Regions from separate parts of the Homo sapiens genome. Here region 2 is linked to region 1. The links are chromatin loops, found by intact Hi-C in ENCODE. Cell type or tissue: heart right ventricle. All regions are shown on one strand. Links, peaks and the distances in the headings refer to the core of each region. The heading gives the core; the rest is flanking DNA.

Region 1 (8,511 bases), core at 1,111-6,110:
TGATACCTTATAGTGGCTGACATCCTGCTCGTCTAATATTTATGTTAACCAGGTTATTTAGTACTGCCAAGGTTTAAATTTAGTTCTCCTAGGAGCACCTATGACTTAAGAATAATAGATCAATCACAAATATATATATATATATAAAATATGATCTATAAAATATGCTAATGAAAGACCTTTAGTTTATCTTGGAACTTAATGAAAATGAAAGCCAAAGAACAATGTAGACGTGTATGTATTTATTATGCAGGTTTTACTTTCTGCAGTGCTCTCCAGTTATATTTGTTGCAAATTGCTGTTCCCCATTCCTACTACTCCCTTCCCTCTGCCTACCTCCTCTTTTAACAAATATTTGAGTGTCCAATACAGGGATCAGCAGACTTTTTCTAAAAAGACTCAGATAGCAGAGTTTAGGCTTTGCAGGCTACAGTGGTCTCTGTCACATCTTTTTCTTCCTTTCTTTTGTTTTTTGATTTTTTAAGCAACCCCTTAAAATTGTAAAGTCCATTCTTAGCTGTGAACAATACAGAAACAGGCTATGGGCAGGATTTGGCTAAAGTGTGCGTCCCGTGGTCTGATATGTACTTGGCACTGGGCAATAGTAAAATTTACATGATCTTTACTATCTTAAAGTTTGTAGTCTAGTCAAAATAATGGGTTTTTTTGGTTTACATTAATGGACATATTTAGAAGAAATCTAGGGATTTTGAAGTTCTAAAGAGTAGGCACAGGTCCTATCTTTTCATATTCTATTTGATGCTTGTAACATTGGAAGACAAGAATAGATATGGCAGTTAAGAGTTGGCTGGTATCAGAGAAGCATTTGGCTTCCTGAACTGTGCTGTTCAATGCCATGCTAGTGAGCTTCTGGTAGAGTAACTGTTATTACTCTGTTTGGCTGGATGCTTATTAAATTTATCAGTAGAGAAGGAGAAATAAGCCTAGATAAAGTTATAAAAATAAATAACTTAGGAAGAAGACATATGGTAGAAAGAAAGCATTTGGGAACAAAACTGTTTGGAAACAATACTTTATATATAAGTACTTGTGTATACCAATGCAGTATAGATAGAAAACTTAATATTTGTAACAAGAATATACCTATCACCAAGAGGTTGTAGGAACTCTGGCCTTTGGAAGGTATACTTTGTTGAAAAAAATCATCTAGTAGAAAAAGCTAGGAGGGGTGAATGGAATGAGTGTGTATGTGTGTGTGGAGAATATAGAAACCACAGTGTTGGGGGAAAACGTGGTAGAGAGCTTCTTTCTAAAAGATGAAAGGAACAAAGGTGACGTTCTGATGGAGAAATAGTAAAGAATCTCAGATACGGGAACTGTAGATGGTGGTTTCTGATGCATTCCTGTAGATGGTGGTTTCTGATGCTGACTGCAGAACGTACAGAGATGCATTACTACTAACAGATGTTAGTAGTAATGTGCTCTGTAACCATCTAGCTTCCTGTTAGAAGTCTCATTCTGTTGGTAAGAGTATCTGATAAAATTTTTGATTTTTCAGTGATTAGTCTCATAGGAGGTGAAGGAAACAATGGAGGGGACTATTTCTCTGGATTTAATTTTTACTAATGATTGGGGAAGTAGAAGAGATAGACCCTTGAGAGAAAAATTATCACTTTATTTTAACAATCATAATAATGATGAAAAATATACATAGCATGAGTCCTCTATTTCAGAAAGCAAATATCTCAGAAAAAAATATGGGCACAATCACATGGCTACAGGCTCCAAAAAAAGAATGGGTTCACAAGGAACAGGAAATTCTAAAATTTCAACCATTCAAGGAGAAAGTAATGTTGAAAGAAGGTTCTATCTGCAAATCACAGAACATCTATAAATATGGAGAAAGGCATATAACTAAAGATACATACCAGAAGTATCATGAACTTGTAAGACTGTCAGAAAGGAGAATGATATGGTCCAGACTGTGCCTACCACAATGCTGTGGAGTACAAAATAGGGATTTTTAACAAAGATTTACTGAGCACATACGATGTGCCAGATACTATGTAAAGTATGTGACATGTATTTTTATTCTCAAAACAACCTAAGGCAGTAGGTGTCATTTTTAATCCCCATTTTATAGATGAGGAAACAGGCTTAGAGGAGTGAAGTGAAGTTCCAAGGTAATATTGCAGTAAATGGTGGAGATGGGACTCATATCCAGGTCTTTCTGACTTCAAAGCCCAGTTCTTAGCTAATCATTGTATTATACTGTTATTTTAAGAGCAAGCACAGGGAGAAGATGAGTGAGAAGGGGTGATGTTAATAAATCACCAAGAATGAGAATTACAGCAAGCATCTAAACTGTTTAATACTTAACTGTGTGGCAGACACTGTTACAGACCCTTTATGCATATTTATTAACTCATTTAATTCTTATCATAACTCTGTAAGGTGGCTACTGTTACTATTCACATTTGTAAATGATGCCGAGGCACAGAGAGGTTAAATTATTTGTTCCAGGTCACAAAGCTAATAAATGAGAGAGCTAGAATTTGAATTCAAGCAGTGGGCTTCAGGGTTTACATCCAGACTGCCACACTATACCACAGAACAATGCTCCTCATTTTGACTCCATTTTCATGACCACAGAGAATGGTTTTAAAGTGGAAAAGTCCAGATAAGTGTATTAAAAAACTGAAGCCGACCATATGTAATGTGTAATATCATTATGATTGTTCAACTCTCAAGACCCAGTAGAATTATAACCCATGATACTGTTGAAACAATCTGGGCCAACATGAATAATTTGCAAGTAACTTTGCGTCAATTTTCAAATAAGGCATTCTTGATTAAGTGTGGAGTATATACAGGGAGACACAATTTATTCCATTCAGGAGGACAGTTTTCTCTGGAAAACGTGACCTTCAGTGCATTAGGATAGGTGAAGTGCATGCACCGTCAGCCACAAATCCGTTGTTTTGTTTAATCATATTTAATCATAAAATAATTATATAGGTTGACTTTTAAAGTGTTTTTTTTTTTTAAGTAGAGTGGACTTTGGAGACTATCTGCTGACATCCCCAGTGTGAATTGTGAAGGTTTTCCTTGAATTCATCTCAAAACAACCATGTTAAACTCATATAATTACCTTTTTGAAAGGAATATAAAGATAGTATATTCCTGGAATGCCTGTGACGTAACATAATTGATTTCATTAAAGCATTTGCCTAATTTTTCCATTATCTTTGTGGCTGGAATAGATTAGTAAATAGTAAATAGATTTGCAGCTAGATAAATATTTCTACCCAAAAATATTCTTTGGTGGCTTAGTATTAATTACATCCTAGGACTCTTTCATACCCAAGTTTTTATCATTGATTTGGGTGAAGATTTAGTGACTGGCCTGTCAAATCTAGGTAGCGCCAAGAATCAAGGTTCAAAGTGATCTTGACAAGAAAGTGCAATCAAAATCATCATGAGTTGAAATTTAATGAAGATTAACATCAAGACTTAGATTCATTAGATTGAAATAATCAAATTACGTGAGTACTGGATTGGGAAGATCTAGGTGGACAGGGTTTTAGTTGACCATAAACTTAGTATGAGCCAATTGTGTGTTAAGACTCAGATACAGGAAAGTACTGGTACTACTGGGCTGCCTGTTTGAAATAAAACTGCTAAGGCATTTTGTAGGCTGTTGATAAACTCAGCCACATCCCACAACTGAGATGGTGGAAGGTTTTAAAAACAACAGTTAAAAAAAATACTGGGTTGTTTAATCTGAGGAGAAAGTAAGTGGAGACATCCCTGCCTAGAGATGGTAGAAGGCTGTCCTATGGGATTAGCCGTATTGCTCCAGAGGGAAGGCCTAGTATATAGTGGGTGGAAATCAGGAGATGTATTTCAGTTTAAAATGACCTACTTATGATGTAACAGCTCTTGGATTTATGCATCTCTTATTATGGAATGTATTCAGATAAAGGCAGGATGACCAACTGATGGAAGTGTTTTTAAAACTTTTTTTTTTTTTTTTTTTTTGCTCAGTGGGAAGGTCTCAGATTCTGTATCTGTCTCAAGAAGCTATTATTGGAGACATAAGTAACCTCTAATTCGGTTAGTTGAAATTCCTATTAAGACTGATCTCTGTCACAGTCAAAATACTGAGAATTTGTGTTTTACCAGCAGGTGGCACCTCCTGCCTGCTGCCTCAATTTTAATCTTTACCCTTGGTGAGGAACCTCACCTTTTCCTTAGAGTCAGAATATGTAAGGCTATTCACTATTTTTGCTTTTCTCCAAAGATCAATCAATATTTGTCCTGTCTTAGTTATAGAAAATAACTTTTGGATCTTGTCACATTTTGGACAGGTTGTGGCTTTTATTTATCTGAGAAAAGATTTCAACCTATAATTATAATTTATTTGTATCATAATTATTATGGTAGGATAAAAAGGAATTACAGTGTTTTCTGTCTCATACATCTTGAGACTTGCCTTTTCTTCTGGCTTTCCTCATATGCGTTTATATATGTTCAAGTGTTTCCCACCCTAAAACTAAGTCAAGCAGCAAACAAATTCTTTTGTTTGCCTCACGCCGTCTCTAATATCCTATGCTTTCTTGTTCACCCATTCTTTATAGAGCCAGACATCTTACAAGAGCTGTCTCTGGCCAGGGATGATGGCTCACACCTACAATCTCAGCATTTTGGGAGGCTGAGGCGGGTGGATCACTTGAGCTCAGGAGTTTGAGACAGCCTTGGCAACATAGTGAAACCTTGTCTCTACAAAAAAAAAAAAAAAAAATTAGCTGGGAATGGTGGTGCACAGCTATAGTCCCAGCTACTCTGGAGGCTGAGGTGGGAGGTTCACTTGAGCCCGGGAGGTTGAGGTTGCACTGAGCCAAGATCACGGCACTGCACTCCAACCTGGGTGACAGAGCAAGACCCTGTCTCAAAAAAAAAAAAAAGAGTTGTCTCCATTTCCTTACCTCCTTCTCATCCCTTAACCTATTCCATGTCTATAAATTCTGTGGACCCTTTTATTTCTCATCTTACTGGTCCTCAGCAGCATTCAGCACATGAAGACTTCTTGAAATAGTCTGTCCATTTTTGGCTTCCCTGATATCATGCATTCCAGTTTTTTCCCTACCTCTCTGACTGCTTATTGATTCTCTTTGTTTATTCTTCTTCCTTTTCTTTACTTAACCAAGAAATGTTAGGATTCTTCACAATACCCTTCTATTTTTATATCAATGTTTGTCAAGATGTCTGTGTACCATTTACTTCAAAATCATTTGAAGATATTTGTTAAAAATGCTTTTTTTTTTTTAATTTCCCAGGCCTACTGAATCAGACTCTCTGGGATTGGTGACCAGGATTTGTAGTCAGCTTTCAAGATGTCCCTTAAGCACATTAAAGTTTACAAATCACTGCTTTACATTCTTCCCTAGGTGATATAGGCACATGGCTATCTAACCAGTGTTAACAACCTAGATTGCTCTTCTGAATTCTGAGGTCTATAGAGTAAGTTGCCCATTTACATTTCTGCTTGGATGTTTTGTAGGTACCTCAGACTCTGTTTCCTCACAAAGCCTTTTCTGAGGATTCCTGTGTTAGTGAGTGGATCCACCATGCACCTAATGCAAATTGGGTGATTCTTGTCTTTTACTTGTTCCTGGCTATTCTGCCTCCTGACAGTTTCTCTCATCTGTTTCCACCATGCTGTTAATTCTGCCACTATCCTAGTCTAAGTGCCCATCATTTCCCTCTTGGTATATTATAGAATTCTCCAAATCGATCTCTTTGTACACATTCTTACTGTACTTCATTTCATTTTCTACACAGCAGCCAAAGAGAAATGTATATCAAATCTAGATATGATGCTTTCCTAATTTTAAAATATTTTAAGGACTTCCTATTGTTTCTGAGGTAGAGACTAAATTCCCTAACATTTTCTAAGGCTCTGCATGGTCTACGCTTGCCTAACTGCTCCTAATTCTCTGTATTGCTGTTATACTAGAGTTCTTTCCAGTGTCTTAACATCCCTGTTCTCTCTTTACCCAGAGCCTTTGTGCACAGTGTTCTCTCTGCATAAAAAATCCTTTCTCATTTCTTTGTAGCTCAACTAGCTCTGTTTATTTTCAGGTCTCAGTGTAATTGTCCCCCAGATTAACTCAGATCCATTTCTTTCTAAAATACTATGCACTGAAGTCACTCATTCAATGTCAGTTTTCTGCAGCTAGCCTATGTATGTTTAGGGACCTGTGTAAGTTTAGGAACATGTCTGTTTTTTGTCATTGCCGTATGCCCAGCATCTGGTTCAGTGTCCTTGATAAATAGTTGTTGAGAGAATTTTTAAAAATATATGAACTTATGTTGTAGAGCTTGCTTTGAAAGCATGCTTTCAATTTAAGAGGTTTGAGCTAAGAACCAAATGTAGGACTTAGTATTTGCAACACATATGTCATAATGATGGCTCATGTGGTGTGCTGTATGCCTGATGGCTATCTTATTTAGTCCTTATAACGTACTTGAGGAGTGCTTATTATTTACCTCCATTTTCCAGAGGAAATAGACACACAAAGGGGTTGAGTAACTTGCCCAATATCATTGAACCGGTGAATAGAACCACCATAGATACACACCCAGGCTGCCTGGCTCAGGAGCCTCGACCCTGTACTGTACTATGTTTCATCCCACAGTTTATTCTTTGATAATCTCAGACCAATGTGTTGTTATGTAACTCACTTTGAAACAGAGAGGACTAAGTAATTTATGAGTTTTGGGAGGATATTGAAATATATGAAAAAGAAAATACAAATGAATTTTAGCATAACCATGGTAAATATACCTGAACAATTGACTGATTTGAGTTGCTAGCAGTGTTTTCAAACTAAGAAACCACTGCTAATCAGTTAACTGTGGAAACAGTATTTTGGGTTATTTTATTTTGCTATGCTTAATATATGTGTTTTTATTTGTTTTTGAAACAACGTAGAGGTATAAATAATGAGGCATTTTAATGCTGTAATGTGAATCAAGCTTAAAGGATTTGAAAAATAATATAATTTTAAAAGACCCTTTTTTTTTTTGAGATGGAGTCTCACTCTTGTCCTCCAGATTGGAGTGCAGTGGCATGATCTCGGCTCACTGCAACCTCTGCCTCCCGGGTTCAAGCTATTTTCCTGCCTCAGCCTCCTGAGCAGCTGGGATTACAGGTGCCCGCCACCACACCCAGCTAATTTTTGTACTTTTAGTGGAGATGGGGTTTCGCCATGTTGGCCAGGCTGGTCTCAAACTTCTGACCTCATGATCCACCCGCCTCGGCCTCCTAAAGTGCCGGGATTACAGGTGTGAGCCACTGCGCCTAACCTAAAAGATCTTAATGAAGCCTTATGTTAATCGTTACTAAGCTCTCCTTCCAGCTTCATTTCACATTTCTATGAGGGTCAGATAATTCAAGGCTATTTTTGTAGCAGCTGTAGGCATATATTTTTGCATTAAGAGGTAATGTCAAAGAGTGGACAGTGACTACAAGCCAAACACAGAGCGAGGCAGTAGGAGCTTTCCTTGTCTAACCCATACCTCCTCTGAGAAGATTTGAGGAGAGGAAAAGAGTGTTGATGTCTAGCACATTGCCCTATCCCTGAGGCTTGATTAAAGTGCTGGTTCTGAGGAGTCAGGTCTTTCCTAGATTATTTTATCATCATACCTGAAAGAAGAAAAGAAAAATACATACACACATATACATGCAGAGAGATAATCTAATCTATATTGCTGTTTGGGATGTTTGTATACCAATCCTGGGGATACCAGCTGCCTAGCTCTGGTAGCCTGTGGAGATTTATCTGTGTGTGTATATCTGTGTGTAGATAGATATGTTTATCTGTTTTGGTGTATGCGTGTATACATATGTATGTATATATAATTTTGAATCATTTTCACACAGTCAAGTTTTCCTTATCTGATAGTCTTTTAGAATATAAATTAAGAGAATTAGTACCATCGCTCCAAAAAGCAAAGGAATCTGCATCTGTTATTTCTTTTCAAATCATCCCATGAAATAGGGAAAACCAGAGATTATGTCTTCACTTCACAGATGGTAAGATAGTCACAATGCAATAAAATGATTTATTCAGTCACTCAAACCATTGACAGGCTCAAATTTAGGTTATCTGTCAGCTCAGTTTTTTATTTGTATATCCACATTGCCTTCTTTAATACATCTTAAATATACATGAATATCCGACAAGAGAAGCAGTCTTTTTTGGCCCATTATAGCCCATACATTGAAGAAGAGATTAGAGAAATAGTTACTTGTTTTCTTTTTTTTAATTTTGGAGACCCCAAATTCAGTGATTTCTTGCATCCTGCAAGCTTTTGAGACTGAGTAGAATATTCTTAATATTCTTAAAGCAGGTATTGCTCACAGTGTCTATCTCGAAAGCCCTTAATCTGTCAGCATCCTGTAGAGAGGCATATGTAGACCAGGTCTGGCTGTATGAACTGAGGGCTTTGCTGCAAGAGAAGGACTTGTTCTTTCCCATTCTG
Region 2 (8,511 bases), core at 2,109-7,108, 340 kb after region 1:
AGCGGGTAAAAATAAATTACAAAGTGAAGAAGATAAAATGAAGAGAAAGACAAATAAAACCACTAAGGTTTTTTAAAAGCCACAACTCCAAAAGAACAAATAGACCAAGGTCTTTAGGCAGAATTAGAATTGTTAAAAGTGGCTAACACAGCCCAGCACAGCCACAGGAACAGGACCAGGGTTCATTACAGAAAGGAAAACGGAGCATTAGGTTCCAGAGTTGACACTCCCAGCTGGATAATTCCCTGTGCCCATTCCAGCTGGGGAAGGTAGAGAGAGAGAGAGCCTTTAGTCTCTTGGTCTTTGAATAACAGCACACACATTCAGCATCATGCCAGAAACATGCACATGAGAACAGGAGTTCTTAGTTCAGAAACAGGCAGGCTGCTAGCCACATGCATGTGCAAATATATAGCATTTTATAGGATGCTCCCCTCCCTAGTTTAGCCAATGCAATCTGGTTTGGCCAAGTAATTCTGCATTGCACTGCTAAATCCATTGCACTGCAGTAGTCTGGGAGGCTTCATAGAATACGAACATTAAAATGCATAAAGCTAATGAACTTCCACAGTCAACTCACCAGGATACAGTGTTAAGTTTGTAGAGAAATGTGCCGCTAAGTCCCAAATTGCGTTTTAGGTATGTTAACCTTCTACACTCCCTTCCCACTCGTAATTGGTTCCAAAAGTGCTGATTGGAACCTTGACCATTGGAAATTCCCTTTTCTCCCTCCTTTCCTATAAGAAGTAGAAACTAAATAAATGTTCTTCATCTTCTTCTTTCGTTGTTGTTGTTGTTTTAAAGCAAACATTTGAGCAGTGGGAGTGAGAATAGGCTGAATAATTGGAATATGGTTACAAATGGGAAAAGGGAATACAAAAATTCAACATGTATTTTTTTAAGACAGAGACAGACTTTGCATACCACAAAAGTCACCACTTTAAAGTGTATAGTTCAGTGTTTTTCAGAATATTCACAAGGTTGTGCAACCATATGTGTATGCATTTTAACCATGCCTTTCATAACTGATTTACAAAAATATCTTTAAGACTATAGCAGCTGGGTGCGGTAGCTCACGCCTGTAATCCCAGCACTTTGGGAGGCAGAGGCAGGTGGATCACTTGGGGTCAGGAGTTCGAGACCAGACTGGTCAACATGGTGAAACCCCGTCTCTACTAAAAACACAAAAATTAGCCGGGTGTGCTGCCTTGTGCCTGTAATCCCAGTTACTTGGGAGGCTGAGGCAGGAGAATTGCTTGAACCCAGGAGGCGGAGGTTGCAGCGAGCCAAGATTGCACCATTGTACTCCAGCCTGGGTGAAGAAGCAAGACTCTGTCTCAAAAAAAAAAAAAAAAAAAAAAAAAAAGACTATAGGTAGTGTTTGCGTGTCAGGTGTAAAAAAAATCAAAACTAGCAAAAATTATCTCCTTTCTTACCCTTGTTCTCTGTATATCAATGGTTCTCAAAGTGTGGTCCCCAGAACACAGCATCAACATCACCTAAGCATGTTTGTTAGAGATACAAATTCTTGGGCCCCACCCCAGATTTAATGAATCAGAAAGTAATGAGTGGGGCCCTGCTAACCGTGCTTTAACAAGCCCACCAAAAAGCAATTTTGATGCACAGTGAAGTTTGAGGACCATGGCTCTAGATCAAGACAATTGCTCTAGCTTTCCATAACTATAGATTTCTAATAAATGCATATATATTTAATGTAATTAACATATTGAATTTTTGTGGAAACTTTCCTTCAAGTTAATCCATCAATTTTGTTCTGCTAAATGACCACACACTAACCACTGTATTTAAAACAAAGAGGCTGGGTGCGGTGGCTCACGGCTGTAATCCCAGCACTTTGGGAGGTAGAGGCGGGTGGATCACCTGAGGTCAGGAGTTCAAGACCAGCCTGGCCAACATGGTGAAACTCCATCTCTAATAAAACTACAAAAATTAGCTGAGTGTGGTGATGCATGCCTGTAATCCCAGCTACTCCAGAGGCTGAAGCAGGAGAATCAATTGAACCTGAGAAGAGGAGATTGCAGTGAGCCGAGGTCATGTCATTGCACTCCAGCCTGAGCAACAAGAGCGAAACTCCGTCTCAAAAAAAAAAAAAAGAAAAAAAGAAAGAGAAAAAAGAGGAAAGTGGGGAAGCACAAAAAGAAAAGATAGGCACAATACCTCAAATGAAAATGAAAGGCAAATAAATAGGCCTCCTTAAATTATAAATTTGGTAAGAGAATAAATGGCAAATGTTGACAAGATTCTGAGTTAATCCTTGGTTGATCTGTCTTTTTCTCTACCTTGATCTCCAGCGTTTGTCTATTACAAAGCAGCACCAAGAAATCATAGGATTTCAAACAGTGGAACTCATTTAAAAAAGAAAAAACAGTAAAAGTCCTAGGGTTTCCATGGGATTCTAATCATTAAACCCCAAAACACACATTACACCCCAAAACCTTGCTTGAGTTGTTGCAAGGACAAATAACTAAGCACCCAACCACTGTAGCCTGTGAGGTCTCAGAACATGATTTGAAACCAGCTAATTTTGTTGAACCCTTTCTTTTACCAATACATAAAACAAAGCCCCAAAGATGATTTGTTAAGGTCCCGTAGCTAAAGCTGAGACCTCTGTCTCTCCTGACCTCCAGTCCTGAGCCCATTTCTCTAACAGACTGCGTCCTTTCCACACTGGCCTCCCAAAGTCATCCATTTTTTTGGGGGAGGGGGTAAATTTAATGACTTAGATATTAGGAAAAGATAAATTTTTTTTCAAATCAAGAGTCTAGATTACCTACCACCCAAGTACAACCACTACTGAAAATTTGTTACATCGCCTTATAGTTTTTTCCTTATGCAGGTACATATAAGAACACACGCACACACTTGTAAAATTTTCTACCTGGCTGTTTTCTTCTTAATACTATATGTAAGCAATTTTCCAAGTTCTTCAACTTTCTTTAAAAATGGAAGTTGTAATAGCTGAATGGAGTCAGTTCATTGAGATTATCGTTTTTACATAATTAATTTCCCAGAACTAAATATTTGAGTTGTTTCCAATATTTTATGATAATCTAAAAGCTTTAGTGAGTATTACTGTATACAAATCTTTGTGTATTTATGTGATTATTTCTCTATGGTAAATTCCTAAGAATAGAAAAACTAAGTGAAAAGGTATGAGTAATTTTAAGCCTCTATAAGTGATTGTCCAGCTGCCTTCTAGACAGGATGTATTACAAGCATTCTAATGAGAGCTTATTTAAACTCAGTCTCACCGTATTTGTTCCATCTGTTCTGATCTGCTTGGCAAAAATTAGTGTCTTTTAAATCACTGATTTTTTTATTAATAAATTTTAAAAAGCATTTAAGAGTCAAGCATACACTTATTACAACCCAGCAATACTATTCTCAGGTATTTACCCAAGAAAAAGGAAAAACTATGTCTACAAAGACTTGTGTAGGCCCAAAGTGGAAACAAACTAAATGTCCATCAACTGATAATGGATAAACAAATTGTGGTTTACCCACAATGTGGAATACAAGTCAATAAAAAGGAACAAAATATTAATGCATGCAACAATAGGAATGGCTCTCAAAAACATTATACAAAATAAAGCCAGCCACAGAAGACTATATACTACTGCATGATTTCATCCATATGAGATTCTAAAAAAACCATAAAAGTATGACAGAAAGTAGGTCACTGGTTGCCTGCGGCCAAGGGGAAGAAAAAAGGATTTATGGGAAAGGGGTATGAGAATACTTTTTAGGGTGATAGAACTATATTTTGATTGTGGCCATGGTTATACAACTGTAAACAACTACCAAAATTCACCAAACTCCCCCTTAAAATGCATGAATTTTATCTGTAGAAATTACACCTCAATACAGCTGGAAAAAATAAAAACAAAACCAAAAATAATTTAGAAATGTTTGAGAAAACTAACTTATCCTAAGCTGGAGAATAAAACAAAACAAAAGCAAAAATCACTTAAGAAATTTTGGAGAAAAACTAACATTTTCATTTTTGCTTATTTCCTTTCCATTTGTATCTGTATTCATACATACTCCAGATAATGATCATTACTCTATACACGATTATATACTGTATAATTGCAAATACATGTACATTTATATTCTACACATTTTTATATCACAATTTTACATTTTTCTATATAGTTTTCATGATTATAATTTAAAATAGTAACACATAATTGTCTAAAGCCCTGAAGTGTTAAAAGGTGAATTACAGGTTTAAAGCAAATGGTGCCTCAATATTTGGATGCCACCAAGTGGACAAACTGTATAATGTCGTTGAGATGAAACACTATTTTGTAAGTTTTATAAAGTAAAAATGCTTAATTTAATGTTTACAATTAATTTTAAATTGTGAATAAATTAAAGTTATAACCAGACCATTTTAGAAATGTAGCTAAGGTTGAGACCTGGATCCAGGTCTCCTAGATCATGAACCTCAACTATTTCTTGAAGTAACTTAATTCTCAAATCAGAATCTAGGGAAATCACTTAAGGAAAAGAACTTCCTGTTGAAATTGAGACCTTTACAAACTAAAACTACAGATGTGAATGACAGACACGGGTCTACCTTTAGCAAACCAAAGAATCATTTCGGGACCTCCAAATGCAAATAGCCTTTGCTGTGTGTCTGTCAAGTGACTTCTAACAAAACAATAAGCCCCCTCGGGAAGCACAATGATGAAAACACAGTGAAGGTTGCCTGAAAGGCCGAGAAAAATAGTAGGAAATTTATTTCTATTTGGGCAAGGACTTGCTGATTCTCTTTAGGGGTCTCCATTATTTTCTCCCCATCGTTCCTCCCCTCTCCAGTTCAAGCTTTTACTTTCACATTGAAACAGTAACTGGCTAGAGCCACAAAAAAGAAAGATTATTTCAGGAAAGTGTTTGGTCTCTGCCAAGGTCAACAAAAGAATGACTCCTTCAAAAGAATGCCTTTGAATGACACTGGGCCATTGCCTGCCACCAAGCGGGAGACCAGCACTCTGTTCTGCCTGTAACGCAATACTCTTCCCAATTATTTTTTTCTGGCTATTTTTACCCTCTCCATCTTGCTCATTTAAAGATGACAACATCCATAGACTGAAAAGAAACTGTGAAACAAACAAAAAAACCTCTGTGAGTGCCACTGAAAGAACTCTGAAAGGAACATCCCGAGTCCATAAAGTAAGAAACCACTGAGAGAAGGACATAACTCAGTTTGCGGAGACAGAAGTTCTCAAGGCCCACAGTTTTACTGCGGTAAATTATAGAGCCTGTGATATGGTTTAGATGTGTGTCCGCTCCAAATCTCATGTTGAAATGTGGTCCCCAGTGTTTGAGGTGGGAGCCTGGTGGGAGGTTACTGGGTCATGGGAGCTGATCCCTCAGGAACGGTTTAGTACCATCCCCTTGGTGATAAGAGAGCTTTCACTTAGTTGATGAGAGATCAGCTTGTTTAGAAGAGTTTGGGGCCAGGCGCGGTGGCTCATGCCTGTAATCCCAGCACTTTGGGAGGTCGAGGCAGGCAGATCACGAGGTCAGGAGTTCGAGATGAGCCTGGCAAACATAGTGAAACCCCGTCTCTACTAAAAATACAATAATTAGCGGGGCATGGTGGGCGGACGCCTGTATTCCCAGCTACTTGGGCTGCTGAGGCAAGAGAATCACTTGAACCCAGGAGGCAGAGGTTGTGGTGAGCCAAGATCGCGCCACTGCACTCCAGCCTGGGCAACAGAGCGGGACTCTGTCTCAGAAAAAAAAAAAAAAAAAAAGAGTTTGGGACCTCCACACTTCTCTCTTGCTCTCTTGCCATATGACGTGCCTATTCCTGCTTCACGTTCAACCACGGGTAAAAGCTCTGAGACCTCACCAGAAGCTGAGCACATGCTGGTACCATGCTTGTACAACCTGCGGAACTGTAAGCCAATTAAATCTTTTTTTCTTTATAAATTACCCAGCCTCAGGATTTTCTTTTTTTTTTTTTTCTCGAGACGGAGTCTCGTTCTGTCGCCCAGGATGGAGTGCAGTGGCGCGATCTCGGCTCACTGCAAGCTCCGCCTCCCGGGTTCACGCCATTCTCCTGCCTCAGCCTCCCGAGTAGCTGGGATTACAGGCGCCCGCCACCACGCCCGGCTAATTTTTTGTATTTTTTAGTAGACACGGGGTTTCACCGTGTTAGCCAGGATGGTCTCGATCTCCTGACCTCGTGATCCGCCCACCTCGGACTCCCAGAGTGCTGGGATTACAGGCGTGAGCCACTGCGCCCGGCCAGGAGTTTCTTATTTAAATGAACATGTATCCTGTTTACAGTCTTTGGCTATTTTTATTATTATCTTCTTACCTGAAACTCTCTGAGCAAATCTGATTGCTTCTTCAACCGGGTCTGAGTTTACAACTTTATCTAGAATGCCCAGCTTGAGTGCTTCATCTGCTAAAATACGTCTTCCTGAAATAAACAACAACAACAATAACAACAAATCAAAGAGCGATGTAAGATTAAAGCAAAAGCATTACTCTCTCTAGTAGGAAAGGCTGTCTGTCTGGATATAAATATCTATTATTGAATAAAATAAGTAAGAACCACACTCACTGAAAGAATAGAAAGATCACCACTGAGGTAACCAGGAAACTTGGATTCAAGCTCCAGCTCTAGTTTCCACTATTTGTGTGACCATGAAGAACTGCACCAGGACCACAATTTCCTCATTGGCAAATGGCAATAATTATGCTTATCTCAGTAATTCTGAGTATTAAGTGAGAATAACAGATTCTCTTTATATTCTATAAATCTCTATAGAAGTACTTTATGAACTACAGATCTCTATAGAAATGTGAGATGTTTAGTTTTTTATAATAATAATAGAAGTAGCAGCAGCAGAGTAATATATAGTATCTACCTTATCCCTAGCACACCCCATTGGCTGTGGATGGTTAAAAAAAAAAAAGGACCGGGCACGGTGGCTCACGCCTGTAATCCCAGCACTTTGGGAGGCCAAGGCGGGTGGATCACCTGAGGTCAGGAGTTCGAGACCAGCCTGGCCAACATGGTGAAACCCTGTCTCTACTACAAATACAAAAATTAACTGGGCATGGTAGTGGGCACCTGTAATCCCAGCTACTCAGGAGGCTGAGGCAGGAGAATCGCTTGAACCCAGGAGGTGGAGATTACAGTGGGCTGAGATCACACCACTGCACTCCAGCCTGGGCAAAAGAGATAGACTCCATCTCCAAAAACAAAGAAAAAGAGAGAGAGAGAAAATTTAAAAAAAAGATAGTCCCCAGACATAAATATAGTTAACTCAATGAGAAAAAAATTAAGTTGACATTCTATAAGGTATAATTAAAATTACCTAGGACAAATGGGATGGATTTCTGCCAGTTTTTGGCTACCCAGCATCTCAGCTCCTCCCTTAGTTTGTGGAATTGCTATTGTGTGAGCTTTGAAGCCCTGCCTTCTACTACAGAAGCTGAAAAGGACACAGATGATTAGACAATTGACAATTTGACTGTGGCAGCTGGAGTGTGGCCCATGACCCCAGTTAGTGAACTGAGTGCTCTGTTGAGGGTTTTTAGCTTGGAGTTAGTGACACTAAGCAGCAGCGACAGGTTAAATCTCATTTCACAGGTGCCAATATCTAGTGTCTGGCAGTGGTGGTGCTGGTATACTTAGCATCCAATCATGCCATTGGCATCCTCCAGTACAGAATGTCAGCAATAGGAGATATAGAAGTTTGATGAGGGTTTGCACCGTTCCTAAATTTGCCTTGACAGTTCTTCACCAGTTGTAAATATGCAATTTGATCTGCATATTCTGAGGTAAGAGGTAGGGGACATCAGCATCCCCTACCCCAGGGTCAGAAGGAAGAAGACAGTGACACATCGCTTGCTTTCTTGCCAGTACCATCTTGCCTTCTGAAAAGCAACCATCAAATCCATCTTGGTGGCAACAGTCCCACAGTCTTCACTGCACTTACAGTGTTGGTGGATGCCATCGGAGACAAACCCTCCATTCCTGGTTCTTATTATTGCTTCAGAGAACTACAAATGAGTTTTCTTGATTGGATAGAAAGTTCAGTGATTTTTTTTTGGTAGGTCTCTCTTTGAAAAGCAGTATTTGGGCAGTTTTCTGGAAGTATCTCTGAAAACAGGCTTTCAGATCTCCTTCTGGAGTAAGGAGTAGGGTAAGAGGTACATAAATGGTTTCTGTACATAAGTATCCTGTGTATAAAATCACTTTGGTAAGGAGAGAGTGAATCAGCCTACCCAGGTTAAGGGAACCAAGCAAACACAAAATGGGACATGGAAACCTGGATATTATTATAAAAGGATTTTGAGGTCAACTAAGCAGGGAGAATGTGAGCTACTCCCAGATAGACTAAAAATTTCTCTAGCTGTAATGATTTCTTCTGGCTTGGATTTCACAAAATTGGAAGAGTACCACTACTATTCTAACAGAGTCAATGGGATTCCAAGTACAGTCATATGCCATATAATAAC

The links. A loop is a pair of places that touch in the nucleus more often than their neighbours do. Peaks named below come from ENCODE experiments on the same cell type or tissue, not always from the same donor. Only the 100,000 strongest peaks of a DNase experiment are listed, where the experiment ranks them.
Region 2: it touches region 1 in a loop (3-fold over the local background); 17 of 110 quality-filtered maps call a loop at or near these places.

What each region holds. Positions count from the first base shown.
Region 1 is chr3:184,871,076-184,879,586 of GRCh38, forward strand. The region is part of intron 21 of VPS8 (VPS8 subunit of CORVET complex); the gene reads left to right. Among named protein-coding and RNA genes, the nearest start is that of VPS8, 63 kb to the left of the region's middle. In heart right ventricle, for the core only: a CTCF peak has its summit at 4,146 (motif pointing right); no DNase peak of the experiment used is centred there.
Region 2 is chr3:185,211,781-185,220,291 of GRCh38, forward strand. EHHADH (enoyl-CoA hydratase and 3-hydroxyacyl CoA dehydrogenase) reads right to left here. Exons shown (of 7, transcript NM_001966.4): 5 at 6,356-6,460. Among named protein-coding and RNA genes, the nearest start is that of MIR5588, 37 kb to the right of the region's middle. In heart right ventricle, for the core only: a CTCF peak has its summit at 4,301 (motif pointing left); no DNase peak of the experiment used is centred there; H3K4me3 peaks cover 888 bases; H3K27ac peaks cover 1,215 bases.